Regions from separate parts of the Homo sapiens genome. Here region 1 is linked to region 2. A link is a contact called in ENCODE Hi-C or POLR2A ChIA-PET data. All regions are on one chromosome and are shown on one strand. The core of a region is the stretch at or near the end of the contact, and the rest is flanking DNA. Distances in the headings are between cores, read along the strand shown.

Region 1 (6,896 bases), core at 3,352-5,851, 390 kb before region 2:
AGCACAACTCAGATGAACAAAGACCAAACTAAAACCTGAAGACCCAGACACAGGGAGGGGAGGTCAGGTCCGGTCAGTCCCCTAGGGGAGCTGCTTGGGCTCCAGGGAGTGCCCACCAGGGGATTTTCAGTTTTTCACAGACTGTGAGTGTGGGTCTGGAGGCCAGGTGGTCCACAGGATAGCCACCTCCCAGCAGTGACATCACCAAAGGCTATCAGAAAGGCATGCTCTTTCTGGTATCTCGTGCCTGCAAAGGAGACCAGAACGAGGGGCACAGGACCCCAGGTAGGGCCCTGCCTGGCTCCCTCCATTCCTGATTCAACCAGGGAGGTGTGGTGGGGGCCCTCACCGTGTTTCTGTCCCGGTTCAATCCAGGGAGGCCCCTCCTACCCTCCTCAGAGTGGTGGCCCAGCCTGGTATTGGGGGATGGAGCACCAGCAGGAGGAAGGTGGGAAACTGGTCATCCAAGTCCGGGGGGTGGAGCACTAGCAGGAGGAAGACGGAGACTGGTCACCCAAGTCCAGGGAAGAGGCCAAAGGCACACACTGGAGCTTCAGGTCCCAAACCTCAATCCTTGGTCCTCTACCACTGGAGCTGCCACTGGGCACTTCAGAACAGGGACACTGCCCATCTTGAGGTGGGCACAAAGGCATGTTTCTAGGTGAGGGTGGCAGCTGCAGCTTGATCGGATGGTCCTGAGAGAGCAGCAGGGCCCAGCATCCGGGGGAAGGGAGGGCAGGCTGCAGAGGAGCCCTACAGGAGGCCCTGGCCAGCTTTGCACAGCCCGGGCATGGCCCCGGGCCCAAAAGTCACTTCTCCGTGGTCTGAGAAACCTGCTGAGGCAGCCCTCCCCACGTGGTGACCCATGAGACTGTTGCAGCCGGCGCCTGCCCCTCAGGAGGACAGTGCCGGGCCAGGGCCCCCAGTCGCCCTCCTCCTGCCGGGTGCAGCGTCCTCAGCCCTGCTCCAGGCTGTCGCCGGGCTGCACCACGGTGTAGCTCCCCTGGCCCAAGGACAGCTGCCGGCTGAAGAAGGATGTGGTGCGCTTCGGCTTCACTCGCCTGATCCCCTTGCCTGCGAGGGAATGGGAGGGCACACTGAGCAGAGGCGCTGTCCCTGTGTGAGGGGGCTCAGGCCCAGGAAGCCAGGTTCTGGCTCCAGCGCGACGGCTCCTTCCAGAGCCTGGTCAGACTGAGCTCCCCTCATCCGAGCCTCAGCCCCGCTCAGCATGCTACAGTATACCCCAAGCAGCGCTCCCTAACACTGCCGACCTAAGGTCATCACAGACAAGGAGGGTCCTTCATAGCCAAGAGAAGCCTGGGGAGACGTGACAACTAAATGCAGTGTGGGGTCCTGGTGGGATCCTGGCACAGAGGGATGTCTGGAAAACACTATGGAAATCTGACTAAGGTAGGCACTTTGGCTAATAATGGCAATACCGGGTCATTAATTAAAACAAAAGTACCATATTGCTGTAAGATGTTAGTTTTTGGTTTTTTTTGGGTTTGTTTTTTTTTGTTTGTTTTGAGACGGAGTCTCGCTCTGTCGCCCAGGCTGGAGTGCAGTGGCACTATCTCGGCTCACTGCAAGCTCTGCCTCCCAGGTTCACACCATTCTCCTACCTCAGCCTCCTGAGAAGCTGGGACTACAGGCGCCCGCCACGGCGCCCAGCTAATTTTTTGTATTTTTAGTAGAGACGGGGTTTCACCGTGTTAGCCAAGATGGTCTCGATCTCCTGACCTCGTGATCTGCCTGCCTCGGCCTCCCAAAGTGCTGGGATTACAGGCGTGAGCCACTGCGCCCGGCCTTTTGTTTTGTTTTGAGATGGAGTCTTGCTCTGTCACCCAGGCCGCAGTGCAATGGCACGATCTTGGCTCACTGCAACCTCCACCTCCTGGGTTCAAGCAATTCTCCTGCCTCAGCCTCCTGAGTAGCTGGGACTACAGGTGTGCGCCACCACGCACACTAATTTTTGTATTTTTAGTAGAGACGGGGTTTCACCATGCTGGCCAGGATGGTCTCGATCTCTTGACCTCATGATCCACCCATCTTGGCCTCCAAAAGTGCTGGGATTACAGGCGTGGGCCACTGTGCCTGGCTAATTTTTGTATTTTTGGTAGAGACAGGTTTCACCACGTTGGCCAGGCTAGTCTCAAACTCCTGACTTCGTGATCCACCTGCCTTGACCTCCCAAAGTGCTGGGATTACAGGTGTGAGCCACCATGTCCCGCCTTTGTGGTTTTTTTTTTGAGACAAGCTGTGTTGCTCAGGCTGGAGTGCAGTGTTACAATCACGGCTCACTGCAGCCTTACCTCCTAAGCCTAGGTGATCCTCCCACTTCAGCATCCCCAATAGCTGGGACTACAGGTGTGAGCCATGGCTAAGGTTTTTTTAGTTTGTGTAGAGACAGGGTCTTGCTCGATTGCCCAGGCTGATCTCGAACTCCTGGCCTCAGGTGAGCCTCCTGCCTCTGTCTCCCAAAGTACTGAGATTACAGGTGTGAGCCTAGCCAAGACGTTAATAAATTTTTCTTTTTCTTTTTTTTTTTTTGCGACAGGGTCTCACTCTGTCACCCAGGCTGGACTGCAGTGTTGTGATCCTAACTCACTGAAGCCGTAACCCTCTGGGCTCAGGTGATCCTCCCATCTCAGCCTCCCAACTAGCTGGGACTTCAGGCGTGAGCCACCATGCCCTGCTAATCTTTTAAATAGAGATGCGGTCTTGCTATGTTGCGCAGGCTGGTCTTGGACTCCTGGACTCAAGCAATCTGCCTGCCTCGGCCTCCCAAAGTGTTGGGATTACAGCCATCTCACCTGGCCAGATTGTTAATTTTAAAAAGTCAAGCAACAGAAGAAAAATGAGCAAAAGAAATCATCAGTAATTCAGGAAGGAAATCTAAATATGATCAAGCACGTAAAAATTTGCAATCGGCCGGGCACGGTGGCTTATTCCTGTAATCCTAGCACTTCAGGAGGCTGAGGCGGACAGATCACCTGAGGTCAGGAGTTCGAGACCAGCCTGGCCAACATGGCGAAACCCTGTCTCTACTAAAGATACAAAAATTGATCGGGCATGGTGGTGGGCGCCTGCAATCCCAGCTACTTGCGAGGCTGAGGCAGGGAGAATCACTTGAACCCGGGAGGCAGAGGTTGCAGTGAGCTGAGATCATGCCATTGCACTCCAGCCTGGGCAACAGAGCAAGACTGTCTCAAAAAAAAAAAAATTTCCAATCTCATTGTGTTCAAACACCAGCCCAGACAAGTTCCCTTTGGCTCGGAATGATTACACCCATTGTGGGTGAGGGCATGGGAGGCAGACACCATCTTCTCTGCTGGGGAGGGTACACCTGGGCACAACTTCTCTGGAAGGTGGCAGGTATGAAAAGCCTCTTCAAAATCAGCATATCGGCCAGGCACGGTGCTCACATCTGTAATCCCAGCACTTTGGGAGGCTGAGGTGGGAGGATCATTTGATCCCAGGAGTTTTGAGACCAGCCTGGGCAACATAGTGAGACGCTGCCTTGACAAAGAATTTAAAAATTAGCCAGGAGTGGTGGCTCATGACCTTAGTCCCACCTACTCAGGAGACTGCAGAAGGACTGCTTGAGCACGGGAGGTTGAGGCTGCAGTGAGCCTTGACTAGGCCATTGCACTCCAGTCTAGGCACTAGAGTGAAATCCTATTTAAAAAAAAAAATCTGCACACTTTTACATTAGCAAGGCCATTTCTAGGAAAGTATCCTGAGGAAACATTTCAGATTCTAAGGAAGGACTTTCCTGTAGGTGTGCTGTTTAGAAGAGCTGAACGCTGAAAACTGTAATGCCCACAAGCAGAGGACTGGGTCAAAATGAGCGTGCTAAAACCATGCCAAGGAATGCCACACAGTGGTCCAAATTACATTGTAGAAAAAGTTTGCTTTTTCTGATTATAAAACTTATTCTAGGGCTGGGCGCGGTGGCTCACGACTGTAATCCCAGCACTTTGGGAGGCCAAGGCGGGCGGATCACCTGAGGTCGGGAGTTGGAGACCAGCCTGACCAACATGGAGAAACTCCGTCTCTACTAAAAATACAAAATTAGCTGGGCGTGGTGGTGCAAGCCTGTAATCCCAGATACTTGGGAGCCTGAGGCAGGAGAATCGCTTGAACCCGGGAGGTGGAGGTTGCGGTGAGCCGATATCGCACCATTTCACTCCAGCCTGGGCAACAAGAGTGAAACTCCGTCTCCAAAAAAAAAAAAAAGAAAAAACAATTATTCTAAAAATTACAAGACTATAAAAATGACATGTTCATTGTAACAGATTTACGTGCTCCAAGAAGTACAAAGAAAAAGTCAAAGCTACAGCCGCTGACGGCCACAGCTGGGCCCGCCCTCCTCATGCGCATGGCTGCACACATGCTGTCCTGTTACTCATTTCCTTTTTTTTTTTTTTTTGAGACAGAGTCTCGCTCTGTCGCCCAGGCTGGAGTGCAGTGGCGCGATCTCCGCTCACTGCAAGCTCCGCCTCCCAGGTTCACGCCATTCTCCCGAGTAGCTGGGACTACAGGCACCCACCACCACGTCTGGCTAATTTTTTTTCTTTTTGTATTTTTAGTAGAGACAGGGTTTCACCTGTTAGCCAGGATGGTCTCGATCTCCTGACCTCGTGATCTGCCCACCTTGGCCTCCCAAAGTGCTGGGATTACAGGCGTGAGCCACCACGCCTGGCCATTTCTTTTTACTGAATATTATTTTGTGAACATCTTGCCATGTAAAATGTAGATCTCTGGCCGGGTGCGGTGGCTCACACTGTAATCCCAGCACTTTGGTAGTCCAAGGTGAGCAGATCACTTGAGGTCAGGAGTTTGAGACCAGCCTGGCCAACATGGCGAAACCCCGTCTCTACTAAATATACAAAACTTAGTTGGGCGTGGTAGCTCACCCCTGTAATCCCAGCTACTAGGGAGGCTGAGGCAGGAGAATCGCTTGAACCCAGGGTGCGGAGGTTGCAGTGAGCCAAGATCACACCATTGCACTCCAGCCTGGGTGACAGAGCGAGACTCTGTCTCTAAATAAATAAATAAATAAATAAATAAATAAATAAATAAATGTAGATCTTTGTTACTGCATTAAAAAACTTTTTATCATGGAATAATTCTAGATTTCTAGGAAAGCTGTAAAGGTGTAGAGAGTTCCAGAATACCGCCACAACTTCTCCCGATGACAGCATGTTCTGTCACCACATCAGAGCTAAGGAATGAACACTGACACAGTATCTGTTAACTAAAATTCTTTTGGACTTCAATAGTTTTTCCACAAATGTCCTCTCTTCCAGGATCTGACACAAGATGCATTTAGGGTATTCCTTTTTATTATTTATTTATTTATTTATTTATTTGAGACGGAGTTTCGTTCTTGTTGCCCAGGCTGGAGTGCAGTGGCGTGATTTTGGCTCACTGCAACCTCCACCTCCTGGGTACAAGCGATTCTCCTGCTTTCAGCCTCCCAAGTAGCTGGGACTACAGGCGACCACCACCACATCCAGCTAATTTTGTATTTTTAGTAGAGAAGAGTTTTCTCCATGTTGGTCAGACTGGTCTCGAACTCCCGACCTCAGGTGATCCACCCGCCTTGGTCTCCCAATGTGCTAGGATTACAGGCGTGAGCCACTGCGCCCGGCCAGGGTATTCCTTTTTAAAAACAGGGTCTCGGGCTTGGTGTGATGTTTCACGCCTGTAATCCCAGCACTTTGGGAGGCCAAGGCAGGTGGATCACGAGGACAGGAAATTGAGACCATCCTGGCTAACACGGTGAAACCCCATCTCTACTAAAAACAAAAAATTAGGGCCGGGTGCAGTGGCTCACACCTGTAATCCCAGCACTTTGGGAGGCCAAGGCGGATGGACCACAAGGTCAGGAGATCGAGACCATCCTGGCTAACACGGTGAAACCCCGTCTCTACTACAAATACAAAAAAGTAGCCGGGCGTGGTGGTGGGCGCCTGTAGTTCCAGCTACTTAGGAGGCTGAGGCAGGAGAATGGCGTGAACCCAGGAGGTGGAGCTTGCAGTGAGCCAAGATCGCGCCCACTGCACTCCAGCCTGGGCGACAGAGTGAGACTCTGTCTCAAAAAAAAAAAAAAAAATTAGCCGGGTGTGGTGGCACACACCTGTAGTCCCAGCTACTCGGGAGGTTGAGGCAGGAGAATCACTAGAACTGGGGAGGCGGAGGTTGCAGTGAGCCGAGATCATGCCACTGTACTCCAGCCTGGGCGACAGAGTGAGACTCCGTCTCAAAAATAGTTAACTAATTAATTAATTAAAAAAAATATATATATATAGGGTCTCATCGTTGTCACCCAGGCTGGAGTGCAGTGGTACAATCGTAGCTCACTGCAAACCTCCAACTCCTGGGCTCAGAGATACTCCTGCCTCATCAGCCTCCCAAGAAGGTGAGACTACAGGCATATACCACCGTGCTCAGCTAAGTTTAAGTATATTTTGTAGAGACAGGGTCTCACTCTGTTGTCCAGGCTGGTCTTGAGCTCCTGGGCTCAAGTGATCCTCTTTGTCTTGGTCTCCCAAAGTACTGGGATTACAGGTGTGAGACACTGCACCCGGCCTGGGTACTGTATTTTTACCAGCTGCACTCAACACCCCAAGATGTGGTCACAGCAGTGATTTACCCAACGCTTTATTTATTTATTTATTTATTTTTGAGACGGAGTCTTGCTCTGTCTCCCAGGCTGGAATGCAATGATGCAATCTCGGCTCACTGCAACCTCTGCCTGCTGGGTTCAAGCGTTTTTCCTGCCTCAGCCTCCCGAGTAGCTGGGATTACAGGCGCCTGCCATACACCTCGCTACTTTTTTTGTATTTTTAGTAGAGACAGGGTTTCACCATGTTGGCCAGCCTGTTCTT
Region 2 (7,660 bases), core at 1,426-3,925:
TTCTCTTCTCTGGCCACGCTCATCCCTGGGTGACCTCATCCAGGATCACAGCTTCAAATACCATCTCTATCCTGATAACACCCAAATGTGCACCTCCCACACACTGGACCTCAGTGCCTACATCCAGCTGCCTGCCTGACACTTCTGGGCTGTCTCGGAGGCATCTCACATGGCACACACAGGCACACACAGGGTTCTCATCTCCACCCTGAACCTGCTCCTCCCCCAGTCCTCTCCATCTCAGCAAATGGTTCCTCACCCTTCTAATTGCTCAGGCCAGAAACTTCCATGACCTCACTACTTCCATCCTGGTCCAAGCCACCATCCTATCTCGCCTGCGTCACTGCAGTGGCCTAACTGGTCTGCGATTCCTTCTCTCCACTGCACTTCTCACTGAAAGGGAAAACCAAAAACCAAAAGGCCCTAGGTGAGGGGGTTCCCAGTCAACGCTCCTCCTCCCCACTCCAGCCATACTGCCCTCCTCACCAGTCCTCTGAACACGCCAGTTAGTCCTCCCAGGGCCTCTGACTTGCTGTTCCCTTTGCTTTAAAGTTTCCCCCCCCCCCGAATTGCTATATGGTTCAACCCTCGCCTCCCTCATGTACTCAATTGTCATTTTTTTTTTTTTTAACAGAGTTTCGCTCTTGTCACCCAGGCTGGACTGCAATGGCGTGATCTCAGCTCACTGCAGTCTCCGCCTCCCGGGTTCTGGCAATTCTCTTGCCTCAGCCTCCCAGGTAGCTGGGATTAAAGGTGTCCACCACCACATCCAGCTAATTTTTGTATTTTCAGTAGAGACGGGATTTCACCATGTTGGCCAGACTGGTCTCAAAACTCCTGACATCAGGCGATCCATCCGCCCCGGCCTTTCAAAGTGCTGGGATTACAGGCATGAGCCACTGCGCCCTGCCATCATACAGTGGCCTTCTTTGACCACCCTAAATTGCATTATTCTCCATACCTATATACGTAGTGGGAGTTCATCCTGGAGCAGTATAAGGCCCTGTTCCCCAGAAGCATGGTCCAAAGCATGGCCCATATATATATAGTATGTATGGAGAATATATATATGTATAAATAGAGACAGAGTCTCACTATGTTGCCCAGGCTGGTCTCAAACACCTGGGCTCAAGCGAACCTCCCACCTCAGCCTCCCAAAGTGCTAGGGTTACAGGTGTGTGCCACCGCACCCAGCCTCTATTACATATTTTACTTACTTCCTGTGTTATCATCTTTCTACCCGCGGGCAACCCCCCCGCCACACACACACACACGCATTACAGAATTTCCATGAAGGTAAGATTTTTTAGTTTTATTACCCTGGGCACTAGGACAGTGTCTAGCACATATTAGGCACTCAATATTTATCAAATGAGTGAACTGTATGCTTTTCTTAGAGCTCTTTAAAGCAGACATGCGGCCCGGCGCAGTGGCTCACGCCCATAATCCCAACAGTTTGGGAGGCCAAGGCGGGTGGATCACTTGAGGTCAGGAATTCGAGAACAGCCTGACCAACAAGGTGAAACCCCGTCTCTACTAACAATATTTAAAAAAATAGCCGGGCGTGGTGGCGGGCACCTGTAATCCCAGCTACTTGGGAGGCTGAGGCAGGAGAATTGCTTGAACTCGGGGGGCGGAGGTTGCAGCGAGCTGAGATTGTGCCACTGCACTCCAGCCTGGGCAACAAGAGCGAAACTCCGTCTCAAACAAAACAAAATAAAACAGACATGGGCCGGACTCCGTGGCTCATGCCTATATTCCCAGAGTTTTGGGAGGCTGAGGCAGGAGGATCACTTAAGCCTAGAAGCTGGAGGCTGCGGTGAGCCTTGATTGTGCCACTGCACTCCAGCCAGGGCAACAGAGCAAGACCCTGTCTCAAAAAACAAAACAGTCATGATGTGATTATTAAGTTATATGTGCACGTAAGCGTCTTATCTCCCCAGCCATTCCCCCGCGGAGCCTGGCACAGAGCTGGGGGAACAGGTGCGGGCGCCTAACTGGACTCAGAAGGCGCACAGGGCGCACGGGACACTCGGGCCCACACACACACATCCTCAGCCGCAGGGACAACCACGGGCCGCGTAACACCAAAGAGACGGACTGTTGGATCCACGCTCGAAAGGATCCGCGGAGCCCACACGCGCCACCCGCCACCCCGCACGCCCCCGGGATTCGGAGCTCGAGGGCGGGGCCGGGGCCTGGAACCCTCGGGCCCGGGGGAGGAGATCAGAGCCGGGAGGGCAGCGGCCCCACGCTTGGGCCAGGCCGCCGGGTGGTGGCGTCCGAGTTATCTCCGGGACCCACCACCCCTGACACTCGGGCCGCCTAGCCCCGCCGCTGCGCCTGCAGGACCGCTTCTGCGGCCCTCGGAGCTGGCCCCTGCCCCAGTCCTGGGGTGCGGCTCCTCCCGGCCCGACGGGGCGATTGATGGGGCCCGCGTGGTGACGCCAGGGGCAGTTGGGACGCGCCGGCCGCCGCGTTCCGCTCCCGACAGGGGGCGCCCGGCACCGCCTGCCCGGCTGGACCCCGCCACCCTCGCGGTTCCGGCGTCCGGTAGGATACAGCATGAGCAGTCGCAGCTCCCGCTCTTTCTGCTTCATCTTCTTCAGAATGGTCAGGAGCCCCATGGTCCCCGGAGCCCCCTCCCGGCCGCCGTTTCTTCCCAGTCCCGGGACCCCGCTCCCGGTTCCTGTTGGCTATCACGCTCGCCGACGGCATAGTCGATTGGCCGGACGCTCGTTTGGTCCCGCCCTTGCCGCACGTGACCGCGAGGTCGCCCGCGCAGCTGCTGCGAGGGTCCCTCTAGCGGCGCGGGGGGTTTCTGTGCTGCCGCCCGCCCTGACGCTGCGCCTCCCGAGGGCTGAGGCTGGGGGAGCAAGGGCGACTCCCCCACCCTTTCCCCTGCCGGACTGGGGCTCTTGGCCGGAGCGGAAACCTTGAAGTTCCTGAGTTGCATCTTGGCTGCGTCTGACCTGAGAGTCAGAACCCAGGGCCCCCAGGTACGGACGAACTCATCCTGGGGCCAGTGTAGGCCCCCGTTCCCAGCAACACAGTCCAAATCCTGCTCATCTGGGCCCTCGGCATCATCCTCTGACAGAGCGGAAAGTTGGGCCTCCCCCTACCCGGCTCCGGTGGCTCTCAGTTCAGGGCGGCGGTGCCCCCTGGAGGCCGTTCGGAAACATGCGGGGCGTCCCTGGGTTCCAATGACGGAATTGCAGTCCCGCCCCAAAGGCTGCCCCCACCCAGAGGCCCAGCGTTTCCCTGTTCAGAAGCACAGTTCCTACTTTTGCAGATGGAAAAACTGAGGCCCAGATGGTGCTTAGCACAGTGGCTGGCATGTAGTAGGTGCTCAATAAATATTTGTTGTTGAATGAATGGCTTTGTCCAAGAGTTTCATTCTTTACTTTAGCGCTCAAGAAGTCCAGAAGAAGTGAGGAAATAGGTCAAGGACCAAGCCCTTTTGTAAACTCAGGAGACAGCCTTATTGCTGCAGGTAAGTGTGGATAGGCAGCACGGAAGAGCCTCTCTCATGCTTGGGAAAGAGCTGTCAGCACCAGCTGAGGACAATAGCTAACTCCTGTGTAACTGTTTGCAACGCACTTCACGTGTTCAGCTTCATCCTCCCTGCAACCCTGAGAGGTTTATATTCTTTTCGTAGCTATGATAATGGAATCCAGAGTGTTTAAGGAGCATGGGTGAGATTCAAACTCAGGTCTAGTAAATGGTAAAGCACAATGTCTTCATGCCTCCATGAAGTTTGCCTAGAGAGAGGTCTGGAAGAAGCTGGAGCTTCCCATCTTGCAGAAAGGGGCTTGTGGTCAGAGGAGGGCTGAACAGATAGGCTGCCTGAGTGGGACCCTTCGGTCAGCACCATTTACCCTCCATCACACACACACAAGGAAGAAAGTGAGCATATCGCCTACCCAGAGGCTTCGAAATGCAGCTAAGATCAAAATGGGAAATGCTGGCCGGGCGCCATGGCTCACGCCTGTAAACCCAGCACTTTGGGAGGCCGAGGCAGGTGGATCACGAGGTCAGGAGTTCAAGACCAGCCTGGCCAACATGGTGAAACCCCGTCTCTACTAAGAATACAAAAAATTAGCTGGGCGTGGTGGCGGCACCTGTAATCCCAGCTATTCGGGAGGCTGAGGCAGAGAATTGCTTGAACCCAGGAGACGGAGGTTGCAGTGAGCCGAGATTGTGCCACTGCACTCCAGACTGGGTGACAGAGTGAGACTCCGTCTCAAAAAAAAAAAAAAAAAAAAAAAAGAAATGTCTAGAGGTAGGAGCCTGCCATCCTGCTTCTAGGAGCCTGCACCACAGACATTCTGGCACTGCACAGGAACAACGAAGTTCACTGTGGCATGGTTTGGAACAGCAAGAAATTGGAAAAAACCTAAGTGCCTCCAGTGAGGGCAGGTTACCTGAGCCGGGGTAGGTGCATGTGAATTCATGAAGCCCTTAAAACAGTGAAGTGGGCCAGGCGCAGTGGCTCATGTCTAATCCCAGCACTTTGGAAGGCAGAGGTGAGTGGATTGCTTGAGCCCAGGAGTTCAAGACCAGCCTGGCCAACTTAGGGAGACTCCCATCTCTATAAAAAATACAAAAATTAGCCAGACATGCTCACTTCAACCCAGGAGGCGAAGGTTGCAGTGAGCTGAAATTGTGCCACTGCACTCCAGCCTGGGCGAAATTGTCTGTCTCAAAAAAAAAAAAAAAAATTAGGTGTAGTGGTGCACATCGGTAGTTCCAGCTACCTAGGAGGCCAAGGTGGGAACCAGGGAGGATAAGGCTGCAGTGAGCCGTGATCATGCCACTGCACTCTAGCTTTCATGACAGAGTTAGACCGTCTCAAAGAAACAGAAAACAGTGAGGTGGAGCTGTAAGATACCAGTGTGGAAAGATGTCCGCGCCATATTAAATGAAAAACAAAAACAAAAATTCAGTCCTCTTTTAGTTTTAAAAATAATATTAACTGGAAATATGCCCACTTAGCAATGTTTTTTAATCTATGAGATGCATTCCATTAAGGAAGTGGATTGTAAAATTAGTGTCACAAATAGGTTGAACTGTATGAAATTGCCCATATTTGACAGTTTTGATACACAGATGTATTTCAAATGGTTCAACCTAGTAGCATTAACAAAAATGAAATAGAATGAACAGAACTGAAAACATTACTACCTTTACCCACGTAGTAAAGCTAAGTAGCGTTTGGTGAAACATTTGTTTTAGATATTTATACAGATATGTGTACTTCTCACTGTGAATCACAGTCACAAAAGTTTGAAAATCAGGGCAATGAAGTTTGGGAGAACATAAAATTATTACCTTGGGTGTGTCTATATTTTCTTTTTTTCTTTGAGACAGAGTCTGGCTCTGTCACCCAGGATGGAGTGCAGTGGCACAATCCTGGCTCACTGCAACCTCTGCCTCCCAGGTTCAAGCTATTCTCCTGCCTCAGCCTCCTGAGTAGCTGGGATTACAGGCATGAGCCACCATGCGCGGCTAATTTTTATATTTTCAGTAAAGACAGGGTTTCACCATGTTGGCCAGCTGGTCACAAACTCCTGGCCTCAAGAGATTTGCCTTCCTCAGCCTCCCAAAGGGCTGGGATTACAGGTGTGAGCCACCGCACCCAGCCTCGGATTGTTTTATTTCCTACCAGTAGCATTGAAAGAACTTGTTCAAATGTCTGGCTTAAAGTCTTGCCTGTCCATGCTGTTGTTCCCAGGGGCCACATGGTAGAATTTCAGTGAATATAAATTAAAAAAATAAAAATAAACAACATCCAAGCTCTGTGAAAAAGGGGGAGTTCAGGAAGTAACTATGTTTAGCTTTTTTTTTTTTTTTTTTGAGACAGAGTCTTGCTCTGTCGCCCAGGCTGGGGTGCAGTGGCGCAATCTCAGCTCACTGCAAGCTCCGCCTCCCGGGTTCACACCATTCTCCTGCCTCAGCCTCCCGAGTAGCTGGGACTAAAGATGCCCGCCACTATGCCTGGCTAAGTTTTTGTATTTTTAGTAGAGACGGGGTTTCACCGCGTTAGCCAGGATGGTCTCGATCTCCTGACCTCGTGATCCGCCAGCCTTGGACTCCCAAAGTGCTGGGATTACAGGCGTGAGCCACCGCGCCCGGCCAACTATGTTTAACTTTTTAAACATATTTTAGAGACAGGGTCTCACTCTGTCACCCAGGCTGGAGTGCAGTGGCACAATCATGGCTCACTGCAGCCTCAAGCAGTCCTCCCACGTCAGTCTCCTGAGTAGCTGGGACTACAGGTGCATGCCATCAAGCCCGGCTAATTTTTTAAATTTTTTGTAGAGACGAGGGTCTCGCTGTGTTACCCGGGCTGGTCTTGAACTCCTGTGCTTAGGTGATCCTCTCACCTCAGACTTCCAAAGTGCTGGGATTACAGGCATGAGCCACCCCACTTGGCCTGTGTTTAACTTTTGAAGAACTGACTGTAGCTAGAAATTGGGTGGAGAGGCATTTAAAGACAAGTAAGGGGCCTCATTACGAGCTGTGTTTTCATTTGCCTCATGGAAAGGAGGAGAGCTCTTTTTTTTTCTTTTTTTTTTTTTTGAGACGAAGTTTTGCTCTTGTTGCCCAGGTTGGAGTGCAATGGCAAAATCTCGGCTCACTGCAACCTCCATCTCCCAGGTTCAAGCGATTCTCCTGCCTCAGCCTCCCAAGTAACTGGGATTACAGGTGTGCACCACCACACCTGGCTAATTGTGTATTTTTAGTAGAGACGGGGTTTCACCATGTTTGTCAGGCTGGTCTCAAACTCCTGACCTCAAGTCATCCACCTCGGCCTCCCAAAGTGCTGAGATTACAGGCAAGAGCCAATGCACCTGGCTTTTTTTCTTTCTTTTTTTTTTACTTTCAAGCAGAGGAGCAGAAGAGCACTCTTAAATAAAATCTTTGGGAAATACCTTTGGAAGAAAACTAGGAAAGAAGATGTATAGAGCTGTAGTTATATATAATTGTGAATATGAATATATATATATATTTTTTTTTCACAAGAAAGAATCGTGAAATTAAAATACCCAAATCGTGACATCTGTGAAACCTGCTTTTGAAGGGGAAACTTCTTAGGGCCGAGTAAGTGGCTTGTAACTTGAGGATAGAGATCTACAGCCTTTTAACAAGGCATGTTTACCCAACGTCTAGAAAGAAAAATTTGGCATTATTATTATTTTTAAGACAGGGTCTCACATTATTATTATTATTATTATTATTATTATTATTATTTTTGAGACAGGTTCTCACTCTATCACCCAGGCTGAAGTGAAGTGGCACAATCACGGCTCACTGCAGCCTTGATTTCCCTGGGCTCAGGTGATCCTCCCATCTCAGCCATCTGAGTAGCTGGGACTAAAGTTCTGTGCCACCACACGCAGCTAATTTTTGTATTTTTTGTAGAGACTGGGTTTTGCCGTGTTGCCCAGACTGATCTCAAACTCTGGGCCCCAAGCAATCCTCCCATCTTGACCTCCCAAAGTACTGGGATTACAGGCATGACCCACTGTGCCGGGCCTGAAAATTTGGCATTATAGTTTTAATTTTAAAAAGTAAATCATTTTAATCAGCCATTATATTTCATGGATTACCTTTATAATAATAAGAAAAGTAACAGAATTCTATATTCTGGAACCAG

Evidence for each region. A loop is a pair of places that touch in the nucleus more often than their neighbours do. ChIA-PET counts read pairs that join two places held with the same protein, here RNA polymerase II (POLR2A). Pooled maps may share reads with other maps.
Region 1: a pooled map shows a loop between it and region 2 (4-fold over the local background). The contact joins the enhancer-like site here to the promoter of ARL2-SNX15 in region 2. A Hi-C loop is called at or near these places in 4 of 50 pooled maps. POLR2A ChIA-PET finds 5 or more read pairs at or near these places in 3 of 52 experiments (H1, activated CD4-positive, alpha-beta T cell and common myeloid progenitor, CD34-positive).

The regions. Positions count from the first base shown.
Region 1 is chr11:65,405,420-65,412,315 of GRCh38, reverse strand. It overlaps FRMD8 (FERM domain containing 8), which reads right to left. Exons shown (of 11, transcript NM_031904.5): 11 at 1-1,074. The coding sequence ends at 956. Among named protein-coding and RNA genes, the nearest start is that of NEAT1, 14 kb to the left of the region's middle. Within about 2 kb of position 4,601, at least 2 of the 41 ENCODE cell types and tissues checked have a DNase peak (open chromatin) inside an H3K27ac peak, as active enhancers do.
Region 2 is chr11:65,009,175-65,016,834 of GRCh38, reverse strand. It overlaps ARL2-SNX15 (ARL2-SNX15 readthrough (NMD candidate)), which reads right to left and starts at 2,675. Exons shown (of 11, transcript NR_037650.2): 1 at 2,563-2,675. ARL2 (ARF like GTPase 2) reads right to left here and starts at 2,675. Exons shown (of 5, transcript NM_001667.4): 1 at 2,563-2,675. The coding sequence starts at 2,627. RefSeq lists a silencer at 2,069-2,828.